Regions from separate parts of the Homo sapiens genome. Here region 2 is linked to region 1. A link is an interaction called in ENCODE POLR2A ChIA-PET data of the cell type or tissue named here. Cell type or tissue: OCI-LY7. All regions are shown on one strand. Each heading gives the region's core, and the rest is flanking DNA. Links, peaks and the distances in the headings are about the cores only.

Region 1 (4,401 bases), core at 98-4,097:
CTGAGTCAGGAGGATCGCTTCAGTCCAGGAGTTTGAGACCAGCCTAGGCAACATAGTGAAAATAACATTTGTCATTTTCTCTACAAAAAATAAACAAAATTAGCTGGGCATTATGGTGCATGCCTGTAGTCTCAGCTACATGAGCTACGTGGGAGGCTGAGATGGGAGGATCACTTGAGCCCGAGAGGTTGAGGGTGCAGTAAGCCAAGATCATGCCACTGCACTCGAGCCTGGGTGATGGAGCAATACTTTGTCTCAAAAAAAAAAAAATGTTGAGTATCTGTATGGGCTGTATGGGCTTTGGTATTGTATGCGGTTTCAGGCATCTATTAAGGGTCTTGGACCGTATTTCCTGTGGGTAAAGGGAAACTACTGTACTGACCACTGAAAGCAATTGTTCTTTTATCTATTTTTATTTGTAAAAATAATTCAGTCCATTCCCCTAATGATCAATTGTTTCTACTTATGTTTCTTTTGCATTCTTGATTTTGTCATTTTACATATATAATGTTTATGGAATTTGTCATTTAGTCAGCTGATATTTTAGTGCTTTCTATATGACAGGCACTGGGGATACAGCAGTGAACAAAACAAACATCCACTCCCTCTTGTAGCTTCTAATGGGAGCAGCCAAGTATAGTATGTCACATGATAAGTGACAAAGTAGGGAGGGAGGACAGAGTGTGTGGGGCAGTAGGTTTATAGTTGTAGAGAAGGCCTCAGTAAGGTATCATTAGACCAAAGATTTGCTGGAGGAGTAGACACATATCACGCAGGTAGACTTGGGATAAGCATTCCAGGCAGAAGAAATAGCGAATTCCAGATTTGGATTTAGGATCTGGGAGAAAAGATTGGAGGCAAGGATCCAACACCAAGGTTTTAGGCCTTGGCAACTGGAATGATTTGCCATTTTCTAAATTGGAAATGGTGAGTGAGTGAGCAGCCACGTTTATTCTGTGAGGAGGGGACTGTGGGAGATCAGATTATTTTGAGGAATGCTTTTCTTATAAGACATTTAAGTCGAGATTTTTAGTAGGCATTTGAATATGCAAGAATTATGATTTGTAGTTTTTATATCCTAAAAGCATTTACTTTTGTAAATAATGAAATTATTTTCTATCTACAGCACCAGTTCTTAGCCACTAGTAGGTGTTGCTAGTAGAAAAGAGCATTTATTCTTTCCCTTTTTTTTTTTTTGAGACAGAGCCTCTTTCTGTCGCCCAAGCTGGAGTGCCGTGGCGTGATCTTAGCTCACTGCAACCTCTGTTTCCTGGGTTCAAGCGACTCCTCCATCTCAGCCTCCCGAGTAACTGGGACTACAGATGCACACCACCATGACTGGCTTTTTTTTTTTTTTTTTTTTTTTTTTTTTTTTGGTAGAGACGGGGTTTTGTCATGTTGCCCAGGCAGGTCTCAAACCCCTGGGCTCAAGTGATCCACCCGCCTCAGTCTCCAATATTGCTGGGATTATAGGCATGAGCCCCTGCGCCCAGCCAGCATTTACTCTTAATATTCCACTACTTTTGTATGCACATGGGAAAAATAGAACCAGCTGGTAAAATCCTAAGAAATTGGAGCCTCAAAGTCCAGAGGCCTTCTCATTTTGACTTATTTCAAACCAGTCTTATGGATAGGTACTAGTAAGTAAACTTGAAATCCTATGTATATATTTAAATTTAAATTATATAAAAATAAATAAAATTGGCCGGGCGTGGTGGGTCATGCCTGTAATCCTAGCACTTTGGGAGGCCGAGGTGGGTGGATCACCTGAGGTCAGGGGTACCAGACCAGCCTGGCCAACAATGCGAAAACCCGTCTCTACTAAAAATACAAAAATTAGCTGGGCATGGTGACAGGAGCCTATAATCCCAGCTACTCGGAGGCTGAAGCAGGAGAATCGCTTGAACCCGGGGAGTGGAGTTTGCAGTGACCTGAGATCGCTCCATTGTACCCCAGCCTGGGTGAAAAAGCGAAACTGCCTCAAAATAAATACATAAATAAATAAAATTAAAAATTTATATCTTTAGTCATATTAGCCACATTTCAAGAGCTCAGTAGCCACATGGAGCTAGTGCCCACCCTGTTGGACAGTGCAGATAGAGAATAGATCTGCCATCACTGAAGGTTCTTTTGGATTGCAGTAGATCTTGATGCTTGGCTGTATTACATTCTGGTTAATGAGATCTTAGGCTGTAGGAGGGGAAAGATTCGATTGTGCTGTTACAAAAATATTTTTATTAATATTATATTTAGCTTTGGTTAAATGCTTTCAGGGTGGCAGTGTAAAACTAAAGATTATTGGATAAGAGTGATGAAGATAACAAGAGGATCAGCATCTTACATGGTGCTTTGAAGGGATGGAGGTGGTTTGGTTTAGCAAAACCTTTAGGGAGCAGTGGTGTTTAAATTTGAAGAAATGTCATGTAGTAGAGGGTCAAACCAGGACAAATGGGAGGCAGATTTTGGCTCATTATAAGTAAGTATTCACAAAGCTATCCTAACAATCAAAAAGTTGGCTTTGAAAAAGTGTTTTCTGTCACCAAATATGTTGAAGCAAAGAATGGTTGACCATTTCACTGTAAGGGATATTGTAGAAGGGATTTTGTCATCAGATTTGAATGTACACTAGATCTCTAAGGACCCTTCCAAATCCAAGATTCTGTGATTTTTTTCCCCAGTGGTCCCTTGTACCTAGATTTTATGATTTAAAAAATATTTTATTTTATTTTTTGAGACAGAGTCTCACTCTGTTGCCTAAGCTGGAATGCAGTGGTGTGATCTTGGCTCACTGCAACCTCTGCCTCTCCGGTTTAAGTGATTCTCGTGTCTTAGCCTCCCGAGTAGCTGGGACTTACAGGCACGTGCCACCATACCCAGCTAATTTTTGTACTTTTAGTAGAGATGGGGTTTCACCATGTTGGCCAGGATGGCCTCAAACTCCTGACCTCAAGTGATCCACCCGACTTGGCCTCCCAAAGTGCTAGGATTACAGGAGTGAGCCACTGCGCCCAACCAATTTTTTTTTTCTTTCTTTCTTTCTTTTTTTTTTTTTTTTTTCTGAGACAGAGTCTTGCTCTGTCGTCCAGGCTGGAGTGCAGTGGCGCAACCTCAGCTCACTGCAACCTCCGCCTCCCCGGTTCAAGCAATTCTCCTGCCTCAGCCTCCTGAGTAGCTAGGATTACAGGCATATGCTACCACGCCTGGCTAATTTTTGTATTTTTTAGTAGAGGCGAGGTTTCACCATGTTGGCCAGGCTGGTCTCAAACTCCTGACTTTGTGATCTGCCCACCTCGGCCTCCCAAAGTGCTGGGATTACAAGCATTAGCCACTGCACCTGGCCCAATTTTTTTCTTTTTTTTAATAGTGTTATGGATTGCATGAAATTACTTGTGGAGTGTATGTGTTTTAGTAGCCAGCTACAGAAGTTTAACATTAACTTCTAATGTTACCTGCATTTTAGGTTTTGTATAACATTGTAGTTTGTTAGAGATGTAAAGGAATCCAAGGAACATATCCTTTGAGAAATAACATCTAAATACTATGTATCAATTAAAAGTTATTAAGGTATAGTGAAAGATCCATTTTATTTTTTTTCCCCATTGATTGGCAGAGGAAGGTACATATTTTAAAATAATCTCTGGTACTTAGAGAATATGCTTTACCGTAACTTGCCATCACATAAAATTCTTCCTTAATTATATTGTGAATTTTTTTTTTCTTTTTTGAGACGGAGTTTTGCTCTTGTTGCCCAGGCTAGAGTGCAATGGCGCGATCTCGGCTCACGACAACCTCCACCTTGTGGGTTCAAGTGATTCTCCTACCTCAGCCTCCCGAATAGCTGGGATTACAGGCACATGCCACCATGCCCAGCTAGTTTTTGTATTTTTAGTAGAGACAGGGTTTCACCAAGTTGGCCAGGATGGTCTCAATCTCTTGACCTCGTGATCTGCCCGGCTCGGCCTCCCAAAGTGCTGGGATTACAGGCGTGAGCCACCGCGCCCGGCCATGTTGTGAATTTAAAACTAATTCCTTTCACATTTTTTCAGTACAGAAAGTACCTGGGAGTGTCTCAGCCTCTACTTAGCATCTATCATGCCTAATCATTCTGAATGGGAAGAAAAAGGTGAAAGTTTTGTTAATTTCTTATTGTTTTTCCAGACATGTTGATAGCAGAGAAGAAATGTGGGGTAGATGGTTAACAGCTATCCAAGTCTTATAAACTAATATAATAAGGTAATATTTCTTTTATTTAGATGTAACCTTGTAACAAGCTTAGAAAGTTTCTATATGACTTGAAATCTATCTGCAGCTTATTTTCTTTCTTTCTTTCTTTCTTTTTTTTGAGATGGAGTTTTGTTCTTGTTGCCCGGGCTGGAGTGCAATGGCGGGATCTCAGCTCAC
Region 2 (4,401 bases), core at 309-4,308, 54 kb after region 1:
CAGGATGGTCTCGATCTCCTGACCTCATGATCCGCCCGCCTTGGCCTCCCAAAGTGCTGGGATTACAGGTGTGAGCCACTGCCCCTGGCAAATTGTAGTAAATTATTTAAAAATAACAATATCTTTGGCTTGGGCATGGTGGCTCACACCTGTAATCCCAGCACTTTGGGAGGCTGAGGTGGGCAGATCACTTGAGGTCAGGAGTTCGAGACCAGCCTGAGCAACGTGGTGAAACCCTGTCTCTACTAATAATACAAAAAAAATTTAGCCGGGTATGGTGGTGCCTGCCTGTAATCCCAGCGACTCGGGAGGCTGAGGCAGGAGAATTGCTGGAACCTGGGAGGCAGAGGTTGCAGTGAGCCATGATCACACCACTGCACTCCAGCCTAGGTGACAGAGCGAGACTCTGTCTCAAAAAAAAAAAAAAAAAAAAAAAGCCAAAACAAGAAAAACAATATCTTCAGTTCATATTCTAAAAAGCAGAAGTGAATTTTACTTTATGAATAGAGCACTTTGCAAATAATTCTTTGTTGACCAAATATTTTAATGCCTGCATGAGTTAAGTAAAAGCTGTTCTATGAGAATTATAACATTGTTATTTGGAAGAATATATTAAGAGGAAGCAGACTTATGATTTGTCATTTAATAGATAATCCAATACTATAGGATAAAGGCAGCTTATTGGAGAAATGATTTTAAAAATATTTTCTTGCACAATTTACAAAATTTAGTTTAAAAAAATTGTCCAGTAATTTACCCCCACTTACTTGTGAAATTATGAGCTCTTTATTTCTTCTTCCCTTCAAATTTATCTTAACAACTTTTTCAAAACTTTTAACTTTAATTTTTATTGCCAACAAGTTGCTAGGATAGTACAAATAACTCCTAAATCTCTTCATCCAGAGTCATCAATTATTATCATTTTTCTACATTTCTTTCCCCTCTTTCTATATATACATATATGTAATTTTTTTCCTTTTTCTTAAACCACTTGAGACTTAATTATCAATATCATGCTTCTTTACCCCTAAAGTTCTTGTTTTTGTCACTCACATTACCTTCAGCTATGAGGCTTGTGGGCTTCTCTCGTGGTTTTATTCATTTTTTCACTTTTAACAGTTTTACTGAGGTATAACTGAGATACCATACAGTTTATTTTAGACTGCATTTTTATTCCTTCCTTCCTCTCACTGGCAGTTGCTGGTACAGTGCTGCACCTGGCTGAGTGAATGGTTTCTTTTGGAGCTGATAAAGCTGCCTTATGAAATCAGCTGACAGGTATATTATACCTACAGATGATGCCTTTTCTCTCAGAGCGCTTGGGTTGAGATTGACCCACTCCACAATTGCTAGTGGACATTCTGAGCAAAAGACCACATTTCTGTCCAATTTTGTGAATGTAACTATCAACTCATTTGAACTCTAAAACACTTAAGTTGTCATTTTACTATAGTGTAAAGATGACCGTAGATCTAAAAGATATTTTTTCTGAATTTTGACATTGAAGGAAGAAATCTATTTTTAGAAATCAAAAATGAAGAACTCACGCCCTTTAGGTTGCATACTTGGTTCTGGAGTGGCATGGAAGATGTTTGGAATGGCTGACCCTCTGTTGCTTTCACTTGGGTTGTTTGCATTTTTATTTTTTAAATATATTGCTTGGTGATCAGCGCATTTTTATTGACTTAATAGTTGTGTCTAAACTATTATAAAGCCAAATTGGGTAGTGTGTAACTCCTACTAATGTATTTCTCTCTTTTTTCCTCACAGGGATGAATTGTAAAAGCAACATCAGCTTGACCAGTATAAAATTACAGTGGATTGCTCATCTCAGTCCTCAAAGCTTTTTGAAAACCAACACCATCACAGCTTGTTTTGGACTTTGTTACACTGTTATTTTCAGCATGAAAATGTGTGTTTTTTTAGGGTTTCTGATTCTTCAAAGAGGCACAGAGCCAAATTGGTAGAGGAAGGATGCAAAGTATAAATTTGTGTAATATTACTTTAACATGCCCATATTTTACTTGGAAATATTAAAAGAAAGGGTTCTGTAAAATGGAAAACTTAGTTTGTGAATTGATTTTGAGGAGTGGTTTTTCTTTTCTTGGACACTTAATTCTGTTCTGATATTAATTTATCAGATTGCTTTTGTGCATTGGATAACACCACCATTCACAAGTTAAGATTCTTGGTATTTGGATATCTGTTAGATGCTACTAAGAAAATAGAGATGAGCTTTCTTTTTAAAGCTTTTGATGTGGTGTCATAGAATAGCATGTTGTAGATACAATCAGCTGCTTTGTTACCTTAAAACTAGGCATTTGTAAATATTAAACCATAAGATGGCAGGTGATGTCCTGTAAACACTCAGCTGTTCAGATTGGACATAACTGACTTAGTTCTTCCCTTCTCTCTCTCTCAAAATTATAGGAGACTTGTAGTTTAGTGTGGTTTTCTGTTTCTAATTTGCTGCTGATAATGTATATGAACTTAACATGCTGTGTAAGCTGTGTCCTAGTTCTTGAACAGTTTATGCAGTGCTGCTTTGCCAAATAAAGTTAAAAGTAAAAGAGGCATTGGTTGTTTTTGAATATAGAAGGAAGAACAGCAAGTCCACCAGATAGGGAGTGTTTACGATCATGGGAAAAAGACTGTTTCTCTGGTTGTTTCCTTTTGCGAAGTCTGAGTAAGTAATTAGCATTAATCCAACTGTACATTGTAGAATGTGACTACACTGCTCCAGGGCCAGGACCGTACTTCAGTCGTCATTTCTCTTTGACTCCCTAGCCCAGGGCTTGCCCTGTAGTAGCTATACAGTAAATGCTGGTGAGTGAGTGAGTGGTGAATGAATCGACTTAAAGTCAGGAAAGAACAGGATTGAGGGTGAACAGACCAAAACCCATCTCTCACCTATACAAAGATTTATTAATATAATGACTATAGCTGAATTTCTAAGAAGGCAGTAGCACTTTGGGATCTTATTTAAATGTTGTGATTTATAACTTTTATAAGAAGTAGTTCTGGAACTGAGGAAATATAAGCTCCAGAATGAGCAGAATCAGCACTCCCAGCAAAGCCCTTCTACTGGGTGCATGTGTGGGTGCGTAATTCTGGCAAAGAACCTTCGTGGGCATGTGAACACTCCCCCCAGCTCTTGAAAAAAGTCTTAAATATTACTTCTTTACAAATGGCTTTTAGGCTGGGTGCGGTGGCTCACGCCTGTAATCCCAGCACTTTGGGAGGCTGAGATGGGCAGATCACCTGAGGTCAGGAGTTCAAGACCAGCCTGGCCAACATGATGAAATCCCCTCTCTACCCCTCTCTACTAAAAATACAAAAATTAGCTGGGCATGGTGGCACACACCTGTAATCCCAGCTACTTGGGAAGCTGAGGCAGGAGAACTGCTTGAACCAGGGAGGCAGAGGTTGCAGTGAGCCAAGATCGCGCCATTGCACTTCAGCCTGGGTGACGAGTGAAACTCTCTCAATAAATAAATAAATAAATAAAATGGCTTTTAAAACTGATGCATCTTTTCACAAGTGCCTCTTCTTGGGTAAGGTCTTAGACACAGGAAACTAGCATTATTTGGTGCCCAAAACTTGAGAGTTTAAATTTATTGTTGGCTTCAGTTTGCTGCTGTTAATTGCTTCCATACTCAGGCCATGAATCCCTGTGGTCCAGGACTAGTCCATTTTAAATAGTTGTAAAGGTCAAATATTCTTTTTTTTTTTATTTTTTATTTTTTGAGACGGAGTCTCGCTCTGTCGCCCAGGCTGGAGTGCAGTGGCGCGATCTCGGCTCACTGCAAGCTCCGCCTCCCAGGTTCACGCCATTCTCCTGCCTCAGCCTCCAGAGTAGCTGGGATTACAGGTGCCCGCCACCACGCCAGCTAATTTTTTGTATTTTTAGTACAGATGGGGTTTCACTGTGTTAGCCAGGGTGGTCTCGATCTCCTGACCTTGTGATCCCCCCACCTCGGCCTCCCAAAATGCTGGGATTACAGGCGTGAGCCACCACGCCCAGCCAAGGTCAGATATTCCTTACAACTGAAGTTAATTCTTAAATGTATCCACTGGTCTGTGTCTTTCATAGCCATTACCAACATTTTACTATATATGAGTCTCTATGTTTGGTTTTGGGAATAGAAAAGGGCCCTTACTCTCAAAAGTGTGAAGTCTGTTTGAGGAGACAATTATATAAATATGACAAGACAAACTTAAGTGCCACCTGATTAGTACAGACAGTGCTATGCCTTCAGCATTGTTCAAGCACTGCTCTTGGACTTTACATGTTTATGAATTAAAATTGTAGAATGTTGAATAAACAGGAATGGGCTTTAAGGGAGCATGAATAAATGGGTAGAAACGGAAATAATGGATTTTAGCTAGGCCTAAGAGTTT

The links. Peaks named below come from ENCODE experiments on the same cell type or tissue, not always from the same donor. Only the 100,000 strongest peaks of a DNase experiment are listed, where the experiment ranks them.
Region 2: POLR2A ChIA-PET joins it to region 1 with 6 read pairs; 7 of 35 experiments call an interaction of 5 or more read pairs at or near these places.

Annotation. Positions count from the first base shown.
Region 1 is chr6:149,755,170-149,759,570 of GRCh38, forward strand. All of the region lies in intron 1 of PCMT1 (protein-L-isoaspartate (D-aspartate) O-methyltransferase), which reads left to right. Among named protein-coding and RNA genes, the nearest start is that of PCMT1, 7.6 kb to the left of the region's middle. In OCI-LY7, for the core only: no CTCF peak of the experiment used is centred there; no DNase peak of the experiment used is centred there; H3K27ac peaks cover 985 bases.
Region 2 is chr6:149,808,846-149,813,246 of GRCh38, forward strand. It overlaps PCMT1 (protein-L-isoaspartate (D-aspartate) O-methyltransferase), which reads left to right. Exons shown (of 8, transcript NM_001360452.2): 8 at 1,771-2,574. Among named protein-coding and RNA genes, the nearest start is that of RAET1E-AS1, 52 kb to the right of the region's middle. In OCI-LY7, for the core only: no CTCF peak of the experiment used is centred there; no DNase peak of the experiment used is centred there.